Linked DNA regions of Homo sapiens: all the other regions are linked to region 5. Evidence: chromatin contacts called from ENCODE Hi-C or POLR2A ChIA-PET data. All regions are on one chromosome and are shown on one strand. Each heading gives the region's core, a stretch centred on a gene start or an enhancer-like site at or near the end of the contact. The rest is flanking DNA. Distances are from core to core; before and after follow the strand shown. Region 1 overlaps ATOSA (atos homolog A). Region 2 overlaps MYO5A (myosin VA). Region 3 overlaps MYO5C (myosin VC). Region 4 has its middle 51 kb from the start of ATOSA. Region 5 overlaps MYO5A (myosin VA).

Evidence for each region. Hi-C counts contacts between places; a loop is a spot of excess contacts on that map. ChIA-PET counts read pairs that join two places held with the same protein, here RNA polymerase II (POLR2A). Pooled maps may share reads with other maps.
Region 1: a pooled map shows a loop between it and region 5 (2.5-fold over the local background). The contact joins two enhancer-like sites. A Hi-C loop is called at or near these places in 2 of 50 pooled maps. POLR2A ChIA-PET finds 5 or more read pairs at or near these places in 2 of 52 experiments (HCT116 and PC-3).
Region 2: a pooled map shows a loop between it and region 5 (4-fold over the local background). The contact joins two enhancer-like sites. A Hi-C loop is called at or near these places in 1 of 37 single-sample maps with no recorded cell type and 8 of 50 pooled maps. POLR2A ChIA-PET finds 5 or more read pairs at or near these places in 1 of 52 experiments (activated T-cell).
Region 3: a map of CD8-positive, alpha-beta T cell shows a loop between it and region 5 (4-fold over the local background). The contact joins two enhancer-like sites. A Hi-C loop is called at or near these places in 2 of 168 maps with a recorded cell type or tissue (CD8-positive, alpha-beta T cell and endothelial cell of umbilical vein), 1 of 37 single-sample maps with no recorded cell type and 8 of 50 pooled maps. POLR2A ChIA-PET finds 5 or more read pairs at or near these places in 1 of 52 experiments (activated T-cell).
Region 4: a loop to region 5 is called in a map of PC-3, with 5 times the contacts of the local background. The contact joins two enhancer-like sites. A Hi-C loop is called at or near these places in 5 of 168 maps with a recorded cell type or tissue (CD4-positive, alpha-beta memory T cell, PC-3, endothelial cell of umbilical vein and 1 more), 1 of 37 single-sample maps with no recorded cell type and 9 of 50 pooled maps. POLR2A ChIA-PET finds 5 or more read pairs at or near these places in 2 of 52 experiments (BJ and endothelial cell of umbilical vein).

Annotation. Positions count from the first base shown.
Region 1 is chr15:52,659,051-52,661,794 of GRCh38, reverse strand. All of the region lies in intron 2 of ATOSA (atos homolog A), which reads left to right. Among named protein-coding and RNA genes, the nearest start is that of ATOSA, 19 kb to the left of the region's middle. RefSeq lists an enhancer at 2,523-2,712. Within about 2 kb of position 1,339, at least 2 of the 41 ENCODE cell types and tissues checked have a DNase peak (open chromatin) inside an H3K27ac peak, as active enhancers do.
Region 2 is chr15:52,330,152-52,332,873 of GRCh38, reverse strand. MYO5A (myosin VA) reads left to right here. Exons shown (of 42, transcript NM_001382347.1): 35 at 2,375-2,521. Among named protein-coding and RNA genes, the nearest start is that of MYO5C, 36 kb to the right of the region's middle. RefSeq lists an enhancer at 997-1,126. Within about 2 kb of position 1,258, at least 4 of the 41 ENCODE cell types and tissues checked have a DNase peak (open chromatin) inside an H3K27ac peak, as active enhancers do.
Region 3 is chr15:52,256,055-52,258,759 of GRCh38, reverse strand. It overlaps MYO5C (myosin VC), which reads left to right. Exons shown (of 41, transcript NM_018728.4): 11 at 2,040-2,121. Among named protein-coding and RNA genes, the nearest start is that of MIR1266, 20 kb to the left of the region's middle. RefSeq lists an enhancer at 867-1,443. Within about 2 kb of position 1,444, at least 3 of the 41 ENCODE cell types and tissues checked have a DNase peak (open chromatin) inside an H3K27ac peak, as active enhancers do.
Region 4 is chr15:52,729,072-52,731,785 of GRCh38, reverse strand. No RefSeq gene overlaps it. Among named protein-coding and RNA genes, the nearest start is that of ATOSA, 51 kb to the right of the region's middle. Within about 2 kb of position 1,450, at least 5 of the 41 ENCODE cell types and tissues checked have a DNase peak (open chromatin) inside an H3K27ac peak, as active enhancers do; they include endothelial cell of umbilical vein, where a contact is called at or near this core.
Region 5 is chr15:52,480,667-52,483,366 of GRCh38, reverse strand. The region is part of intron 1 of MYO5A (myosin VA); the gene reads left to right. Among named protein-coding and RNA genes, the nearest start is that of MYO5A, 47 kb to the left of the region's middle. RefSeq lists an enhancer at 1,378-1,527 and a silencer at 666-1,934. Within about 2 kb of position 1,311, at least 10 of the 41 ENCODE cell types and tissues checked have a DNase peak (open chromatin) inside an H3K27ac peak, as active enhancers do; they include endothelial cell of umbilical vein, where a contact is called at or near this core.

The DNA.
Region 1 (2,744 bases), core at 90-2,589, 180 kb before region 5:
ATTGTGTTGATTGAATGCTGGTTCTGCAGGCACACTTCTGTGGTCCAGGAGGTCGTAGCCTAACCATGGCCTGTACCTTTTGTTGTAGCTTATGGTGCAGAATTGAGGTATTTACCAGGGTACTCTAAGTTGCTAACAACAACAAAACAACAACATTCAGGTTACACAGTGGTACATATTAAATCCACTTTAAAAAGCTGAGGGCGTGAAAATAATTTTGTTATTCTGAAATTACAAAATCACTCTGTCACTAGAAACCACAGTTGGAAAGATCTTTAGAGTGTGTGAGTTTCTTTCATTTTTACAGTTGAGAAAATGTAAGACCCAGAGAAAAGCAACCTGTCCAACTAAAAAAGTAAAACTCAAATTCCCTGCTAGTTGCTGGAATATTTTCTGTATTTTGTATTACTTCATGCCTCTAGCAGAGCACAATTGCCTCTAGGTTCTGGCACCAGAAATGAAATAATGATCATCTGGCTTTTATCAGGAAACTGGAAAGAAACAGGCTAGGTGATTATATTTTGACATTGTTCTCAAAGTAATACATAGATACTCTTAGAAGTAAGTCGAATGGTAATAAGTAGACTCAAAGTAAATAAGACATTTCATCCTTGAAACTAGGAAGCTGAGAAAGAGATGGATATAAAGAAATAAGAAATTAGAGATAATTGTCAAATTAAATCAGGAAATGGTATAAACTAATTATTTAGAAATATAGAGGACAATTTTTTTCTTTAGTTTCAATGTGTAAAAAATGAGGCTAGTGATAATACCTACTTAAAGGGCTACTGTAATGAGGAAATGAGATAATCCATATAAGGTGCTTAGAAAATAGTATTTAGGCCAGGCACAGTGGCTCACGCCTGTAATCCCGGTACTTTGGGAGACCAAGGCGGGTGGATCACCTGAGGTTGGGAGTTTGAGACCAGCCTTACCAACAAGAAGAAACCCCATCTCTACTAAAAATATAAAAAAATTAGCTGGGATTGGTGGCCCATGCTTGTAATCCCAGCTCCTCAGGAGGCTGAGGCAGGAGAATTGCTTGAACCCGGGAGGCGGATGTTGCAGTGAGCCAACATCGAGCCATTGCACTCCAGCCTAGGCAAAAAAAGCGAAACTCTGTCTCAAAAAAGAAAAGAAAATAGTATTTGATTCTGAATAAATACTCAATAAATTTGCCTGTTGTTATTGTTAATAAATTAGCATTTCTTCAGTGCGTAAGATAAACACATTCCAAGTGCGCTGAAGGAAATATACGAAGGCTAAGAGAGTGACTAAGTGAGAGCAAGGAGAAGTCCTCTTTGGTTAGGTAAGGCCCCTGAGAAAATGAGCAGAGGATGAGAAGGCACCAGCTGTGTAAGGGGAAAGAACATCCCAGGCCAAAGGTATATGTGCAAAGGTTCTGAATTTAGAAAGAGTCTGGCATGCTTTAGGAACTGAAAGAAGGCCAGGTACTATATGATAGTTTGTGCTTCCCTCATTTCTTCATATTATACTGTCTCCTTCACTAGAATAATTGTTCTTCAAGGGTGGTGATGACATCTGACTTCTTCCCAGCTGTTTTCCTCATACCTGTCACAGGTTGGCACAGAATTAGTATTTATTAGATGCTTGATAAAAAATTAAGCGCCTGTTGCTTGCTCAACAACTACTATGTAAGTTCTAAGATATCATAATTTTATTTTTGGGCTTATATCAGTGAGTTTCATGAAATACAAAATTCACGCTTAAAAAATTTAACATATTTAACTGTTTTATATCTCTAACTGTACCATTAAGTTCAAACTACTTTGATGGGCTGGGTTAAATGCTACATAGGATGATCCTGGTTTATGCCTGTTGTCCTGTGTCCAATCCTATTTCACAATGGTCTCCTTTCACTCTAAGTGTGTTACCACTGTTTGGATCATGAATTTTACTTTTTTATTTTTTTAATATATATTTTTTTCTTTTTAGAGACAGGTCTTGCTATGTTGGCCAAGATGGTCTTGAACTCCTGGCCTCAAGCAAACCTCCCACCTCAGTGGGCAATGAATTTTATGATAACCCTAATAGTCATTTTACTGTTCTGCTAGTGCACTCAAGTCTTGTCTTTCATTAACTGGTATTTCATTCTGTACTTAGATAGCTTAAATATAGATTAAAATAGCTCATTTGCCCCAGCTGTGTTTTGTAGGATATTGCATCTAATATTTTGTAATTTACATGGGTCCTTGTATGAAATCAAGGGATTGACAACATGGGATGCTTGTTTTGATTTAGTACAAAACACTTGGATTTTGTTTTAGAAATGCTCTATTTCTAAAATGTTTCTACCAAACACCCATATTTTGACAAAATGTTCTTTTTCAAAGTGATAGGAATTCTTATGAATATTTCCTTCTGCAATAAACAGTTGTGATTATATAGTCATATTGGTTAAATATGACAACATTTTAGAATTTAACTGTTAGAAATAGTAAAACCTTAGACATCTGGACCATTCTCCCTCTCTTGTTCACTGAAACAAGTATAACCAAGCACTTTCAATGTGCCTGGCACATATGTGCTAGAAGTACTGTGATGAGCAAGAACTAACATGGCCTCTGCCCTCAGAAACTTGTGGTTTGAAAAAAACAAGAAACAAAAAACAAAGTCCTTTCTTCCTGGGGCAACAGGTGAATCAGAAGCTGAGGTTACCCTATGATGTTTTAGAAGAGCTGGGGGTTGGGGGTAGGGGAGCTGGCCCAGAGGAGTAAGAGAGT
Region 2 (2,722 bases), core at 9-2,508, 150 kb after region 5:
CCTGCCTCAGCCTCCCAAGTAGCTGGGATTACAGGCATGTACCACCATGCCCGGCTAATTTTTTGTATTTTTAGTAGAGATGGGGTTTCTCCATGTTGGTCAGGGTGGTCTTGAACTCCTGAACTCAGGTGATCTGCCTGCCTTGGCCTCCCAAAGTGCTCTGATTATAGGTGTGAGTCACTGTGCCCGGCCAACATTTTATTTTAATTAGTAGATAATATTGCAAAATCAATCAAGGTTATGTTGAACTGACATCTAAATTTCATTTGTGAGCTTTGCAAAGACTTAAGTCCCTAGGGAGAATTCAGAGGCAGAGAGAAAGTTTTTAGTGAGAGTATGGCACATTCTATCTGACATTTTTATACAGTACCAAAAATATCCTGGTTAGAGATTTTGCAAAAGGAAGGTGAAGCTTCCTTTTAAAACATAAACTTTCTTAGTAAAAATATCCATTGTATTTCACAAATTCTGAGATGCAGTGTTTCCCATTTCAACATCTCTGAAATTGGGGTGTATCTTACAATTGTTGATGGGTTATAGTTTAGTTGGCAATTTTTTTAGTGTTACATAAAATACTGTATTTCATAACCGATAGCATCATAGATTTGATAAATCAGTGGGTTTAAAATATGCTCTTTGGGTTACATGGAGTCCAAATATGTGCATTTATTGATAAACCTAGTATGTTGAACTTGTTTTCTCCCAGTTTCCCCTTTTGGAATTGTACATGCGGCTTAAAAGTTACTAGTGGCATAGATGGCAGGGGTTTTATAATTTTGTTTTTTACATGCAGCTGCAGGTTTATGATCTGTAGAGGCCACTGTGTGCTGCTTCAGAGGTCCTTGTGGTGTTGTGTTTAAACTGACACCAGAAATTATGTAAAACCAAACAGTTTGAGTCTCCTTTTCTCTTGCATGGAAGAATATACTTTAGAGTTAGTCCCGTGGCTTTCATACTGGATCATGCATATGAAAAACTAGATTATGGGAGATGGCCGTAGCCCTGATCTGTCCAATCACAATCTGACCACTCTTTAGATATCATAGTGTTGCTGGATGGTGGTGACTTCACCTAAACCAGATTTTCAGCGCTGATAGTCCCAGTGTGTGCTGCTGCAGCATGAGGTGGACGGTGTGTCACCAGGCTCCATGCCACATAAGCAAGAGCACTGGCAGGTACTGATGTTCTCTGTGATAACCTCTTCCTGTGGGACTGGCTTCTCAGAACTAACCCAGGAAATTACCCAGAGTGACACAAGAAGCACTACTGACACCTCGTGGAGTCAGCAATATTAAGCTTTCTAATGTTTTTGCATCTGATCTGCATTTTGTTTGACAGCAATCTCAGAACTCAAACTTAATCTGCCCTTAAACAAATCTCTTAACCACTCTCCCTCCCTGTAGATAAAAGGATAAAAAACCTGGTTACTAGCGTGTATCTCCACAGTGGCTGTGGTAACTCATATGTCCCTTTACTTTTTGTTGGATTTCCCACTCAAGTCTCAATTTTGAGATGAAATTGGAGACTTTTTTTTTTAACCTTTAGCATAATTCTCTAGCTGCTGCCCTTGACAATAGTGACTATTTTTAACATCTGAAAGCATTGTAAACCAGTGGTTGTACTTCATTGATTGCAACTTTATAAGTAGAATTTTTAACATTATATTAAAAAGAAATAAAAAATAATAACATTTAGGAAATCATACTACATAGAGATAGTTTATCTGTTCATGATTTCTCTGGGAATGAGGATGGCAGGAGAAAATTAGGTCTTTGCCATATGAGGCCTTTGTGAAAAATAATACATTTTGGACCAAGTGGTATGAAGAAACACTCTTCTACCAGCTATCTGTATGTGTTTTGAATTGATTGTAATGATACATTTAAAGTAAATGTTCTTTTGCTTTTAATGGCTAAAGTCATTGAGCCAAGAGCAAGGGGGAATTGTTTCTGCTCCTTCTGCCCCTTTGTAGGATATTGATTGTTCCTCCTGTGAATTAAAGTCAAAATATGTTTAACCATTTCTGATTAGTATCAATTAATTAACAAATCTGTTAAACCACTTACTTTTTGGACATTTAATCTTATTAAAAAGTAAGCCTTATTACATAAAAAAAAGTTTTGAGTCATGTAAGGTTATTTGATGTTAATTTACAGTTAGGCAGGAGTGGCTTTCAGAGTAAGATGACCATATAATTTTGCCATCTGTTCACCCAATTTTAACAGAAAAAAATTATTTTAAGAGAAGGCAATTAAGTGGCAAATATGGCAAGTTTCGGTTGTTGTAGAATGCATTCAAAATTATAGGAACTTGGAGACCTCTCATGTTTTTTATATGGAAAACATTTTCTCCTCCTTTCTTACTTCTCATAAAGTGGGCCAGATGGAGAACATATCCCCAGGACAGATCATTGATGAACCCATCCGACCAGTCAACATTCCCAGGAAAGAAAAGGATTTCCAAGGGATGCTGGAATACAAGAAGGAGGATGAGCAAAAACTTGTTAAGAACCTGATTCTGGGCAAGTATTTTCTGCATTGGATAAAAGTTCCTTCTGGCACATGGGTTAATGGTGGGAAAAACTAGTCACTAATTTTTGAGATATTCAGCGTAGGTTTCATTAGTCATCATCAGATACCATGTATTCTAGTGCTGCAGTAGTGTTCTGACCACACCAAGCACTTTCAGTCCAACTGCAGGGACACATGCCTCAGACCCACCT
Region 3 (2,705 bases), core at 195-2,694, 220 kb after region 5:
AATAGCCTGTTTGCTGCCACCCTTGAGTTCATGATACGCCTCCAAAAAAATCAGCTTTCCTCTAGGCAGCAGGGCTGCAGCCTGGGGCCAAGCCTTTCCCGCCCCCTCCAGCAGCCTCGCTTCTAGGCTAACCCTCGCCTAGGCATACCTGCAACTTTTGAGAAAGCTCTTTTTGACTTGGAAATAAGGAAGCCTCAAAGGAAGACTTAGCATCTTTGAAAGCCAGTAAAGCTGAAGCTGTGAGCTTCAAGGTCTAAGCTGAGAGTGAATGAAGGCTGGTGACTCCCCAGCCTGTCGTGTATTTATGTTCTTTGGACCCAGAGTTGGAAAAACCTGGGTCTGGGGGTCAGACCCCTGGGAATGAGCTCCGTAGCATACCAGTTACGTGACCTCAAGAAAGTCACAGAACCTCTCCAAGCCTTAGTTTCTGCATCTACAAGATGGGGCCTCTCTTGCAGGGTGATTTTGAACATATGATGGAAGAAATTATGCAGGTACCTTGAAAACCATAAGCATGGTTCCAGTGTGAAGTGTTTTCATAGCCAATGTGCCTCTAGCATTTTAAGTCACAGATCTAGGTCTTTCCATGGGTCCTAAACTTCAGATTTTTGTGCCCCAAAATAATGCATTGATGTTTGACATTTTGCCAGGTTCTAGAAAGCCCTGCCCTTGGCCCCAGCTGTGAGCTGCAGAGCTCAGTGAGACCCTTTTTAATCTTCCCCCAGGCCCAGCCCTGGCCTTGCTTCCATGAGCAGACCAGCCTCCGAATCTCTGAGCCACCAAGGCTGCGTGTGGAATGGGGCTGTCAGAGCTGCTATGAATCACCCTGGAGCTGTCTAGAGGACAGTCCAGGTTCTTACCCTGCCCAGGAATTCCAGATTGAGCCAAACCAGCTCAGTCAAGTGAGACTCCCAGGGGACCTGTGATAGGAGCCGGCAGGAACCTCTCAGGATTAGAGCGATTAAGAACAAAGCTTTGGAGGCACCAAGCACTGGGGTCGAATTGCATTTCTGGCACCACTTGCTGGCTGTTGGTCCTCACCATGGTCACTCCTTCTCTGACCCTCGTGTGTGACAGTGGAGTCACAGGAGCCCTTCACATAGGGCTGTGTTAGGGTTATAGGAGGTGACGTGCATAAATGCTGACACCTTAAAAGTGCTCAGCAAGCTGCCTTCCAGCAGGAGCTCATCTGGCCAGGTGGTAAATTTGGTGCCTCTGTTTTGTTCGGCCCACGTTTTGCAGAGTGGGATTATTCACTTAAAAGTCCCAGTTTTCTGACTTTTCTTAAGAATCAATTAATCTAACATCCTGGGCCGCATTCATCCATGGCTACATCCGGCAGGAGCTGAGTAGCAGCTGCCTCCCCAAGGGCTCCTCTCAGTTCTTGAGCTTGCAACTCCAAGGCAACTGCAGAGGCAGCTGATGAAAGTCTGAATATGGAAGCCAGCCATGTCTGTCTCGTCCCTGATGGGGTGTGCTGGGCTGTAGGATATGAAATGACTTTGCCCTTTTCCTCTAGGAGCTATGAAAGCACCCCTTAGGGAGGCAAAATTGTGCTGCAGTTGTGCTGCTCCTCCCCTCAACAGACAAGGAGAGAATAGGAAACCACATTGCCTTCTCATTGGAGGCACAGGCATCACAGTCAGGCAGCTTCGCAGCTAAGTTCTGACACAAGCTGTGTGACCTTTGGCAAGTTTCTTAACCTCTCGGGCTTATTTTCTGACCTATAAAGTCAGAATAATAATTGCCAATATCACTGTTGTTGTGCGGACTACACCATATGGTGACATGCTTATTTTAATGCCTGGCTTGAGGTAGGTGTTTTATACCTACCAGATTTCTTCCGGGGGACAACCAGGAAAAGGGTTATTTATAAACTGACTACTAGGATATCATTAAAACCAGAAGCTTTGAGGGGTATTTAAAACTTGTAGAAGACATAGCAAACGTTTAAGCTTTTAAGTGTCAAAAAATATCTATAAACAAATGCATATGTCTTGCTTCAGGTTATATTTTAACTTGTTTAAATTGTATTTCAGTTTTGAAACCTTTGATGTGAACAGCTTTGAACAATTTTGCATCAATTACGCTAATGAAAAACTGCAACAACAGTTTAACATGGTAGGTGACCTTTCTGCCTTCTTGACTAGTTCTCAGCCGCGCGCGCGCGCGTGTGTGTGTGTGTGTGTGTGTGTGTTCGTGGAAAGAGGCATTCTTCTTTCTTGAGGTTGCAAATTTTTATGCAAGGAGCCTCACGCTGGGTCACTGCACCACCTTGTGGCCAAATCTTGAAATCACACCCTCTCATCTATTTCATCTTTTTTGAATCACCTGCCAATGTGTGAGCCTCACTGCCCTTCTTGGATACAGACCCTCTGTGCAGCCAGACAAAACTATTTAGTTGGTTGCCTGAGGCCTCCACTTTCTTTCGAGCCTCTCTGTCTTTGCACTTGCTGCTTTCTCTGCCTTAACCCACGTGCTCCTGTTATTTCCCCATTGCTTTATCTTCACGTGGCCAACTCCAGCTTGTGTTTTGAGATCCAGCTTCCCTGAGAGCCTCCTGCGATACCTCCTGGCCTCTTCCTATGTGCTTCCTTATCGCAGGCCTGTCACATGGAATTATCATCATTTGCATGCAAGTTTCCAAATAGACTTGGTCACCTGGAGAGGCCAGGACTGGCATTCTTTGTCTCTCTCAGCCCAGT
Region 4 (2,714 bases), core at 201-2,700, 250 kb before region 5:
TACATATGCCTGAATATGTACAGAATATTTCGGGAAGCCCAGATAAGGCTGCTAAGTGTGATTGCTGGGGGATGGGGGTTGGCGAGATGGGGAATAACTGGGGTACTGAGGATACTGGGGAAGAAGAAGACCAATTTTAATGTATACTCTTTTTTTTTTTTTTTCTTTAGAGACAGGGTCTCACTCCACGGTACAGGCTGGAGTACAGTGGTGGAGTCATAGCTCACTTCAGCCTCCTGAGTCGCTGGGACCATAGGCACATGCCACCATGCTGAGCTAATTTTTTTTTTTTTGTAGAGTCAGGGGCCTTGTTTTTTGCCCTGGTCTTGAACTCCTAGCTTCAAGTGATCCTCCTGCCTCAGCCTCCCCAACTGCTGGGATTACAGGCATGAGTCACTGTGCCCAGCTATATACCCTTTTGTACTATTTGAATTTTGTTTTACCGTGTGCACATATGACTTTTTCAATAAGCACAGGTTGTTTTGTTTAATGCATTGATGTATAATGTTACCATTCTTGGGAGGATTACATTTGAACATGACTTCAGCTAAAGGAATCTGTCACTGATAGAATTTCAGGTGGCTGGCCAAGTAGGGTGGCTCACATCTGTAATCCCAGGACTTTGGAAGGACTAGGCGGGAAGATCACTTGAAAGCAGGAGTTCGAGACCACCCTGGGCAATATAGCAAGAGTCTGTCTTTTTTTTTTTTTTTTAAAGGAAAAAAGGAAAAGAATTTCAGGTGGCTGACTCTCTAGCTATTAAGGTAGAGGAGGTAGTTTTTGCTAGAAGAAAGCCCTTCCCAACTCTTCTGAAGTTATGATGACAGCTCAAGACGGAGCCGACCATGTTTCTGGGAGAAATTCTATGGTGGGCTATACTTGTATTTAGGCAGGTCTCCAGCAAGAGAATGTCCTAGTCAAGAAAGTGCGGCTATGGCCTTCACTGTCCCTCGACAAGGTGAAACCTGCTCTCTCCCCCAGCCAGAGGAGAGAGAGGTATTTTTAACCTTGGTGTTGGCTAACGCAGGGTTTCAGGTATTCTCCGGGGTGTACTATGAGACAAGAAAGCCACGATATAACACTTAGACTCATTTGCCCTATCTCAATGTGCTGGTTTTATGCACCTTGGAGAATTGGACCATAAAAGCTGTAATAAGTGAAAACTATTTATTATGCTTCTCCAGTAACCCTTTGGCTATTGTCTTTCTTTTGCTTCTGAAGCAGAAGTGCAGTGCAGCAGTGGGTCGCTAACCTTACCCTCACATCCTTTGGCAAGGGGATAGAAAAATTACCTCCATAGCATTTGCCTTAAGTAGACCAGGAAGAGAAACCAGATTTGGGTCTATTACAAAAGAACTAGAATTACAGGAAGGTTATTTAGGTTCTCTTCAGAAGGTGGCATGCGTTAGTCATTAGATCTAATGGCACGTGCGTGAGACAAACCAAGTCAACAGGAAATGGATCATGCCATCTGTGAGAAGAGGACAAAAGTTGAAGCATGTGTGCTATGCAGAGTCTTTGCAGATTTGGGGAGGGTGGATTTTTCTCTCACCAAAAGAAGGAGTGGAGAGATGTTGATTTCCAGAATTGATTAACAGAAGAGGATGCAGACACTTCACTTAAATAAATATATCCCCACAAGCTACCAGCTGAGCAACTGCTGGGCTAGAAAGTAACTTGAGTTTAGACCCATTTGGAGATAACTGTCCCTTCCATAAAGAGAAAAGAAGGCTAAATTTAAGCAGGTGGTGAGTTTGGTTAAAAAAGAAAGGCAACAGCTTCGGAAACCACCAGCATTCTGATTACAAGGCTATGTGATCCTTTCAGAAACTGGAGCCTATTCAAGAATCTAAATCAAATTCAGTTTAGGTTTTTGGGGTTCAAACTGGTCTAAGAACAATCCTGACCTCCTAGCAGTCTCTCAGTCAATGAAGAATGGGCTTCTCTTGTATCATGGATATAGAATACACCTAGTTGCAAGGCAGGGACAGGGTAATATACAGTTTATAGCTGTCCAGACTCCAAATGCTTGTTGGAACCCCTCAAGAAGCCCTTTGGGGCTGGAAGGGAGGAGGGCTACTTCCAGATTTCTGAGTCACCTCAAAAAAGGTAGCCTTGGAAGCCAACTCCTCTCTGCTGCGGTCTCTGCATTTTACATCTCCATTCTCCTCTTTCTACCCCTTCAGCTTCCTAACTATTCATCGTCCCTCTTCTTCCTGACTGGGATTCATGTATTAGCTTTTTAAAAATGAAACCCCAAGAATCACTTGAACCCGGGAGGCAGAGGTTGCAGTGAGCTGAGATCACGCCACTGCACTCCAGCCTGGCAACAGAGTGAGACTCCACCTCAAAAAAAAAAAAAAGAGAGAAGAGAGAGAGAAAAGAAAGAAATCCTAATATAATAAAATTATTATGACCATGTGGCTATATGACCATTAAATATTTGTTTTGCACTTCATTCCTTTTTATTTCTTCAGCAAAATGAAATGACCCAATTAATTGCAGAACCCTGAAATCTCACTAATTTTTAAAATCAGAATTCATTTACAGACTCTGATCCCTTATTGTAAGTGACTTTATGTAGTTACGGTCTAAAACCTATTACCAAACAGACTTAACTAAACAATCTTGGTTCTTCTGGCCTGCTTTTTAATTGGAAGAGGAATCTGGAAACCATTACAAAATAGACTGCAAATGAGTCACAACAGGTGACT
Region 5 (2,700 bases), core at 62-2,561:
CTCCCTGTTGACCTGGGGCCCCTGCTAAGAAACCAAATGATCCAGCCAAGCTGATTGGACAAGGGGAGGCCCTGACCTGAAAATGGCTCACTCGTAAGGGCCTTTTGATGTGGCCTGGTCTCAAAAGGGCAGTCTAAACAGAAGTAGCAATGTTTAAGTGAGCCATTTAGGTGTCCTGTTTTGGGGATTTCTGTAACAAGTATGGAAAAGATAAACCAGAGGAGTGGTGTAGACACATTGACAGTTCTGACCCCATTAGCAGTGGTGTACCAGAAAAGCCACCAATTCCTACTCATGGGCTTCCAGGGCCTGCCTTGGAACCAACACTTTGCTTCGGTTTTTTCCTCTATGTGACTTAGCTCTTCTCTGGTTCCTTATCCTGTTGTTTCCTCTGTATTCATATGTGTGCCCTGCTCATCCTTCACCTGAGTGAGCTTGAGTATCAGTCCATTGCAATGATAGAAGCCTAATCACAGGAGACCTTAGAAACCTGGAAGAGCCACGGGCAGGTTGGTAGTCCAGGGGCATCAGGGGATAGAGTCACTATTTAGGGCCAAGAAATTAGGAATCTGGGCCTCAGGCTCCTTGCCTTGAGCTGCCGCAACTCCTCTACTAATGGACCGGATTCACTTAAAAAAATTTTTTTAAAGCCATTTTAGGTTCACAGCAAAATTAAGCAGATTGCCCTCCTCCACAGTCTTACCTTTTATTAAAAAAAAAAATTATGAACAGGAAATTAATGTTAGGGATATCAAATGGAATAAATTTCACCTTGTTGAGTTGTTTTTGATGTGTGATGAAAGTTTTTAGAATTTATAGCCAGTACTTATGGTGTCTGTATTGCTTCTGTTTTTGTAAAATTATTGGAAATCTACTCTGGCCCAGGATTCCTGTGTGTTTCAATATGTTCAACATGGAGTTGTTAGAGTATGGATCATGTTGACTCCTCTTTTTCCCAGCTCTGGCTATCCTCTTCCCTCTTCAGCAGCAGCAAAGGGCCCAAGCCCACTCACAAAAAACAACTACCAGGAATATGAGTTCTATTCCCTTCTGGATCAGGGTTTCTTCCACATGATGCCATGAAGAAGGTCAGGTAGAGTCACAGATACTTGGTTTATTTATGTTAAACGAAAAAAAGAGATGGCCTATAGGAGAAAAGAGATGGTTGCTATATCCAGGAAGTTCTCAAGCTCACAGACCCCGTGCATGCCTCTTTCATCTTTCTCCGTATGATCTTTGCCTGTGTCTGTGCAGATACCACTCTAGCTCTTCTCTCTCTTGTGGTCACAAGAATATAAAAACTGCCTAGCCACTTCCTCTTTATTATGCCTGAGTCTCCAGTTATCATGCTGAGTGAGCCAAGTTCTTGCTGACTGAATCATGTTCTTATAATTCTACTGATGTAGAATAATACTGATTATATCCTGTTTCTACTAACAAAATGGACATACAAAATTTGTCCAACATGCATAACCACATACTTATACCTTTTCCTTCATGAAAGCTCTAGCCAATTCTTTCATCAAGTATTTACTGAGTACTACTATGTTCCAGTCCTTTTATGATCTGAGCCCTGGGAATCTCTCTGGCCTCTCATTTCTTGCTACAGTGATTCTAAACTACTTGTTATTCCTCATGTGTATTTTATCCTGTTCCACATCTTTATGTCTTCATTCATGTCTGGAACATGAATTTGTTCATTTGCTTGGTTAACTCCTATTTGTCCTTCTAGCCCAAATCCATGTCCCCCTCCTTTAGGAAGTTACCATGTACTCTATTTTTCTTTGCACAAGTTGGGTGAGGTTTGCAAACTCCACTGGGCTCCCATGGCACCTTGTACATTCCTCCATCACAGAACTTTGTGTGTCATATTGACAGTGTCTGTGTGTGTCCATCTCATCAGCAGAACTTTGAGGGAAGGGAAAACATCTTACCCATTTTTGTTTCTGCAATTCTTAGAACAGTGTATGAAATAGAATATACACATACTAAATACTTGTGGAACCAAACAGAATTAGTTAGGGTATAAAGTAAAATAGAAAATCTTATAGAATCTCTAGGCAATCTTTGTTTGCATTAAAATCTGTTTTTCATTCCTAGAGACCATTTGCTTAGATCTTCAGCAAGGACATACCTAGCATCTGTTGCAGCAATGTGTCAATCATGAGTTACAGGCACACCATCTGTTTTTTACTGCACCGGTGCTGACTGGGATTTTGGCAATGCAGATAAATGTGCTTGCACCTAATAATGCTAGTTCTAACCTCCAAAGTCAGGCAGTAGACATGATTATGAAGACTCATAATACCTACATATAGTGTGGTCCAGTGCACTACCAAATGCCATGGCTCTAGCAAAGAATCTGGTATCTTAGATGGGTAGGCATAAGGGAACCCAACCATGAATCCAGCTGCAAGTGCAATGCTGTATCCCAGGACTAGACCTGTGCCTGTTGGTACTCAGTAAGTACTTGTTAAATGAATGACTGCATTTGGGTAAATGGATTTAGCTATATGTAAGGAAGCTATGGTTTGGCACTTTGTAGCACTGTAGATTTTGACTGTGCTGGAGGCATGGCTAAGGACTGAAGCTAGGGGAGATAATGCTAAGGAAGAATTTTCTCATGCGACTCCTCCTTATACCACACTCTCCAATGATAACTAGCACTGCCAAGGAAAAGAGAATGTGGGAAACCAAGTT